Regions from separate parts of the Homo sapiens genome. Here region 1 is linked to region 2. The links are chromatin contacts, found by Hi-C or POLR2A ChIA-PET in ENCODE. All regions are on one chromosome and are shown on one strand. The core of a region is the stretch at or near the end of the contact, and the rest is flanking DNA. Distances in the headings are between cores, read along the strand shown. Region 1 has its middle 6.4 kb from the start of DDR2. Region 2 overlaps NOS1AP (nitric oxide synthase 1 adaptor protein).

What was found. Hi-C counts contacts between places; a loop is a spot of excess contacts on that map. ChIA-PET counts read pairs that join two places held with the same protein, here RNA polymerase II (POLR2A). Pooled maps may share reads with other maps.
Region 1: a pooled map shows a loop between it and region 2 (2.0-fold over the local background). The contact joins two enhancer-like sites. A Hi-C loop is called at or near these places in 1 of 50 pooled maps. POLR2A ChIA-PET finds 5 or more read pairs at or near these places in 2 of 52 experiments (activated CD4-positive, alpha-beta memory T cell and activated T-cell).

What each region holds. Positions count from the first base shown.
Region 1 is chr1:162,624,286-162,627,810 of GRCh38, forward strand. No RefSeq gene overlaps it. Among named protein-coding and RNA genes, the nearest start is that of DDR2, 6.4 kb to the right of the region's middle. Within about 2 kb of position 2,027, at least 5 of the 41 ENCODE cell types and tissues checked have a DNase peak (open chromatin) inside an H3K27ac peak, as active enhancers do.
Region 2 is chr1:162,304,047-162,307,493 of GRCh38, forward strand. All of the region lies in intron 4 of NOS1AP (nitric oxide synthase 1 adaptor protein), which reads left to right. Among named protein-coding and RNA genes, the nearest start is that of MIR556, 37 kb to the right of the region's middle. Within about 2 kb of position 2,130, at least 3 of the 41 ENCODE cell types and tissues checked have a DNase peak (open chromatin) inside an H3K27ac peak, as active enhancers do.

The sequences.
Region 1 (3,525 bases), core at 777-3,276, 320 kb after region 2:
CAATGTCATTGCTCCAGAAGTGGCACTTTGCCCCAGCAGTGGCATTTCATATCACTGTGGCAGTTTATTATGGCTTCCAGCTTCTTTCCGCATTCCCAGAACCAGCCTCAACTTCCTTCCTCAATGGTACCAGCACCGTTCAATGTTATGAACCATCTCAAAGGTCAGAGCCCTAGCTTCACGGTGCCCACTTCTTCTAGTGCCTAAGTTCTGATAGCCCCAACCCTCACCTTTTCATCCCCCAGCCTTGGGATGGTAATTGCTTTCTGCTTTATGCAGTTATTAAATTTCCGCTCAGTCAGCTCTCCAACACCTGTGTGATCAATCAATTCCTTATTAAATCCATGCTCTTGAAATACCTAATATGGTGTCTACTTTCCTGACCGGATCTTGACTCTGTCTACTTGTTGACCAAGTACTTGCCTGGATTTCTGAGTAATACCTCCCTGTGGATTCCGTGCTCTGGGCTCTACTCCTACATCAAAGAGTTACTGGGAATGCCAACATGCGTCTCTGAGTGGTTTCCTTGTCTGTCATAATTGGAATAACAATACCCATCTTCTATTCTGGTAGCAGTGTTAGTTAATTTACTAGAAAAGGCACCTGTACAGAGACCTGAAAAGGGCATGACTTCAAATCACAGAAGCCTGTTTGATGCAGTTTAAGCAGCAAATGGGAACACAGTATATGGACACTAGTGTCATATGGAATCCAAGAGCAGGAAGAGCATCTCGACCTTGGGAAGAGCTTGCAACTGAGAACTCGAAAACTGCCAGGAGTCTAACTTGCCTTTGCTTTTTTCTGCACATTGACTTCATTCTTTTTTCCCTGCTGGCCAGGTCTATAGGGGAGGGAGCAGTACCAAGGTCACTGTAGACTGAGAAGACCTACAAACACCTACTCTCCTGGGCCTCAGTAATGCCAATGAAACTTGGAATTGGGGTCCAGATGAGATGTAGGTCTTTAATCCCAAATGGACTAGCTGCTACTGAACAGATCCCCCTATCTCAGGCTTAGATTGATTCTAAGGAGGTGGGGAGGGATGAGACTGAGTCTGCAGATGAGGATCCAGGGGTCTCGGTTGCAGGAAGTGAGAGAGATGCAGACTCAGGACCCATCTCTCCATTCACTTCTGCCAGTTCTCTCAAGTGTATTCCAGATTTCTCGTGAAAAAGAAAAAAATTCTACCTCCAATCTTCATTCTGTTGAAGAAACTGGGGCTCCCCATGGGCTAAGCAAAGAATGAAAGATTTCAGGGCTTGATCTGTGTTCTCAGAGATTACTGACATCCCATAGGGTGATCTTGTCTAGATTCCATCCCCCTCAAACCACTCCCCTGACCCCTGATTGGTTTTGGGGTGCTTTGCCTATTTATTTTTTCTATTTGTTTTATTCACCTCAAATCTCTTAAATGTTTAAAATGAAAACAGTTTATGCACCTGTGTTCTTCTCTGGGACATGGAGGACCTTAAAGAACACAGATTCCATCCATAAGATAAACATCTGAGCCTTCCCAGAAACAGACAAGGATTACAGAGAATCAGAATCTGGTCTTTATCTCGAAAGGCAATTTGAGTGCTGCTGGACATTGCAAACTGGAATTGTACATGGAAAAATAACATTGGTGCTATAAATTCCTTTCTGCTTTGAAATATGTTGTGTGTTAGAAACAGAGAGGTAATGTTTATGGTGTAACTCAGAATACTGGGATAGAGTTATGCATTAAGAGTGGGACGATAGGACATTATGCAAACAGAGTCCCTAAAGAGAGATGTTTTAGTGGGTAAAATAATTTTTAAGAATTATTTAGATACTCCCTACCAATAAGTACTCACAGATATTAACCTCCCAGACTTCCACTGTCCTCCAGAGATCGATGGGAAAAGAGGAATGAATCACTAAAAATAAAGCTCAATAACTAAAAGAGCTTTATCCTCCAAACTTCTTGGATCAGTACAGTCAGTGGGGACTATGTTGATTCTCTCATGGATGCTGGAGAGACTCCAGCCTGGAAGCAAGGCAGCTGAGAGTCTTTAAGTTTCATAAGAAGGGTTACTATTAAGTATAAGATGATTCCTGAAAACTGGGCCTGAGCATGGAAAAGTAACACTGCTTCTCCAAGTTCACTCTGCTTGGACACAGGGGTGCAAGAGGTGCTGGGAGATGGTTCAGCTAGCCGAGGGTTGTTTCCACAGAGTACAGACAAGGATAGGGTTCAAATGGCAGTGGGGAGATTCAGGATACATAAAGCAGAACTTTTGACACTGAGTGTTGATAAACACTGAGGACTGTCGAGAGATCCTGTTTTCTGGAGATGCTTAAAAGAAGGTTGCTATCTTATCTGACAGGGATGGTTTAGGGTGCCGGACTGTAGCCTGGAGAAGGGTTTATATCCTTGATCATTATATAAAATAAGTCATTTAAAAAACTTTTTGTAGCCTCACTCTCTTCAAGGAAGCTAAAGCTGAGTTACAATTCTGAGATTTCTGTGTCTATTTCTTCACCTCTCATCTTAGAATTTCTGCCGAGGCAAGTAATTGCTATTCTTTCTCTACAATGAAAAAGAAAATGAAAGAACAGCAAAGCAGGCAGGGAGACCAGATAACCTCGTGCTCCAGAATTGAGTGTAAATTAAGAGTCTAGAGGCTCTGAGGTTTGTTATTGATGCCAAATGGGCAGGAGGAGCACTGAGAATCACAAGAACTGGATTCAAACTCAGATTCTGTTACTTAACAGCAAAAAACCTCAACTAAGTTACCAAGTCCCTGAGCTTCATTTTCCTTCCCTTGAAGTGAGGATATTAATATCTGCACTGAGTACATATTGGGGCTGTCTGAGGATCAGATGAAGTCATGTCTGTGAAAGCACTCCTTGAACTGTGAAATATTGTATGTGGCATTGTTAGAAACAGACAAATAAGAATCTTATTTTGGCCATTAACCTTAACTTTCTCTTAACTTTTCCGTTCATCCGTGGGAGAGTCACCAGATGGACTGATTTGAATTTTCCTTTTTTGATTTCTCATCTCTCTCTCTGGTGGACGTGCTAAGGGGTAGGAACATAATCATTGATGGGCTTCAGGAGGGCAAAGGATGGGGAAAAAAAGGACATCGATGATTTTCCATATGGATAACAAGACTTCAAACTCTGAAAAACTAAGAATTAACTATTTCCTAACTGCTCTGAAATTTTTCCTGTACACTACAGAAACACACAGCATATTATTGTCACACAGACACACATTTTGTTGTCACACATACACACACGTGTTCTAGCTCTGGCAGGTATGATCTTGGGCAAATTAACTTCTCTGTGCATTGGTTTTCTCATATGGCCATTGGGAAAATAATAGTACCCATCCCATAAAATTCTTGTGAGTGTTAAATGAAATAATAAATGTGGAATTCTTATAACAGTGTCTGGTATACAGTGTCAGAAGTTTTATATGTCAAAAGTTCTGCTTTATATATCCTGAATCTCCCCTCCTGCTAATTGTACTCAATAAATTATTATTTCTGGATCTTA
Region 2 (3,447 bases), core at 880-3,379:
GTCACAAAGATTTTTCTGTTTTCTTCTAAAGCATGAAGTTTAAATTTAGGTTTTAAGTTTATGTGTATAATCCAAGTTGATTCAATTTTTTATGTGGTATGAGGAATAGATTAAAGTTCTCCTTCTCCTCCTCCTCTTCCTTCTCTTCTTCCTTCTCTCTGTTCCTCTCTCCCTCCCTCTCTGCAAATGGATGTCCAGTTGTTCTAGCCCTGTTTGTTGAAAAGACTGTTCTTTCTCCACTATAGTGCCTTTGCTAAACATCAGTTATCCGTCTCTGTGAGGTTTATTTCTGGACTCTTTATTCTGTCCTATTTGTCTAATTGTCTGTCTTGACACTAGTACCACACTGTCTTGATTACCATAGTTTAATAATTCTTGAAATCAGGTAGTAATAGTCTTCTTTCTTTTTTAAAAAAGTTTTTTTATTCAATTAGTATTAGTATCGTATGTCTTTTTCCATCCATTCACTTTTAGGAAGAAATATTAGAGGGAATGGGGAATGCCAAATACATTTTAAATGTTAAATGAATTTTTCTTTGGCCTCAAAACTCACACAGTAGGCTCTCTGATTGTTGATAGTCTTGTGGATGTCTTTCTAGTCTATCAAAATTTAGCAACTTGTGTTTAAAAACAAAGAAATAAACTTTAGTCCCTGTGTTTTCGGTGTCCTGGGTACTTTTTTTCATGTATTAAATTGTGATGTTTTGGTCTGTGTACATGTGAATTTTTATATCTGTGTGTGTGTGTGTGTGTGTGTGTGTGTGTATGAGGACTTTTTTCTAAAATATATATGGTCCATTTTATCATGAACAAGGTTATTTATTATGATAATATGGTAACATTTACAAATGAGCTTTTCATGGGTACAGTTATTTTTCTGCCCTGAAGGGACCACTCTGGTTTGATTCACTAGCTCTGCTGAAGAATACATACAATTGTTTGTGGCTTTATGAAACGCTGGCTTACTGAAGTGTTCATTTTAGACGAATGAATTTTTAATTTTTTATTAAGTCAAATTTTTTATTTAAATCTTTTGCATTATTCACATAGAATAACAGAATCATATATTTTTTAATTGTGGTGAAATAAATATATATAACATAAATTTTGCCATTTTAACCATTTTTTAAGCATACAAATCAGTGGCATTAATTACATTGGTAGTCCTGTGCACCCATCACCACTGTTTCCAAAACTTTTTTATCACTCCAAACAGAAACTCTGTGCCCGTTAAGTAGTAACTTGCCATCACCCCCTTTTTTTAGCCCCGGTCACCTCTAACATCATGGAATCTGAAGAGGTTAACAACACTATGGTGGACATCTAAACCAATTCCTCCTATTTTTTTTTTTTCAGTTTATCCTTTATTACAGTATACCTCTTTATCACAGGAAGTGATTCGCTATTACAGTGTTCTTCATTAAACGAAAGTAAATTTTTTTAATGTATAATTGTTTTCCATTTATCCTAGCTCTTATCTCTGGAGCCACAAATATATAGATCTTTTTCTCTTTTAAGTTAACCCAAGTTCCTGAAGCCATTCTTATGGTATTTTTCTAGACTTCTTAATTTCAGAAAACAGTATTTCCTCTTTAAAATATTAGCGTTTAATAGAATATCCCAGATATTCTGTCTTATCAGTGTAAAATGTGGAAGACATATTTTTACCCCCACAATATGAAGTTATACATTCATTTTGTATGAATTAGATCCAGTGTAATTTATTTGCTTAGCAAACTGTGATTGGTCCTAGGTCATAGTGGAGTTGGAGTTCAAACTCCTCGGGATAATAACAGTAATTGTTTTTAATTCAGGTTTTACTCATTCTTTATTTCTATAGGTTTCTTTGTTTTTTAGCCTAAATATAAAACTTTACATATATTAATGTTCAATTAAATGTAATTGATTTGAGACTATTCTTCAGTTTTTGAATCCTTGTGAATCAGGATTTCAATCAGGGAAGCAGGATGACTGTGAGTGTCCTGTAATAAGGAATTTGCTATAGGATTTGGACCTGTACAATTTCAGTAGGAGCTGGGAAGTAAAAAGTCTAGAAAGGCTCAGAGAACAATTATTAACCAACCCTGGTGTGGGTTATGAGTCAGAATGTGCAGGAAGCCAGCCACATCCATGTGCTAGATTAGAACTGCAAAGGGGACAGGTGCAGAAGTCTCCGGAAGGCTGTTGGCTCTTCATGGCAACCACCTTTGAGTTTGCAGTGAAGTTTCTGATGCTGGGCCTGAGCTGACTGTTGTTCAGCAGGGCTAATAGTCATGAAGGAGAGCTTGATGCCAAGCTAGGTATAGAGAAAAGTGAGGACAGACTTAAGCAAAACAACTCCCTGGCACCTTGACATCCATTCTCTCCCAGAATAGCTGGAGCTATTATGACCTCCAGCACATAATAGCTGCTGCTTCACTCCCACTTCCCAAATCTCCCACAAATTATTCTTGTGGGCAACCGTAAAATAGGAGAGGGAATGCTCAGACACATAGTTCTAGCCTAGGTGAGTTGACCCGGTATAAAACCACCACATCAGGTTCTAGTAATAGGCTAACTCTCCCTCCCAGTTTTTTGCTAAGTGCAGCTTTAATAAGAATAGTTTCATCAGTCGGCTTGGTGGCTCACACCTATAATCTCAGCACTTTGGGCAGCTAAGTTGGGCGAATCACTTGAGGTCAGGAGTTCAAGACCATCCTGGTCAAAGTGGTGAAACTCCATCTCTACTAATTATACAAAAATTAGCTGAGCATGGTGGTGGGTGCCTGTAATTCCAGCTACTCAGGAGGCTGAGGCAGGAGAATTGCTTGAACCTGGGAGGCAGAGGCTGCAGTGAGCCAAGCCTGGGCAGCAGAGTGAGAACCTGAGAGGCAGAGGCTGCACTCCAGCCTGGGCAACAGAGTGAGACTTTTGTCTCAAAAAAAAAAAAAATAGTTTCATCCAAGTCACCGATAAGGCTGTTGAATAGAACAGTGGTAGGCCTGGAAAATAGAGACTTTGTTTTTTTTCTCTTTTATTCATTTTGGATTTCCTTTTCTTTCTTAATCTGCTTATTCTACTCTTTCTGGCTTCAAGGGCATGCTTCCTAGAAAAAAATAAACTAAATAGTATTGGAGTAGTTGTTCTGTTATGGAAGTCACTGTGCTTTTGAGTTTCAGTTTTCCTGCCTTAGCATCCCTTGTCCTAGTCTTATTGGTGGACACTGATGGAATTAACATGTTTGACTAAATTAGTCCCTAGGCTGTTTATGTTCCTTGAAATGAGTGAATAGACTAACAAACAAAACTCCTTTTTAAAACTAGGGGGAGTAAATTAATCTGACCTGAAGTCTTCAGGAGCCAGAATGGAAGTAATTCTTCAGTTATGAGTTTAAATGATCAAGTTAGGTAGAGTCTCCATTAGGAGTTCCAGCCAGTCTCCAGAAATGGCATCAGTTAACATCCAAAT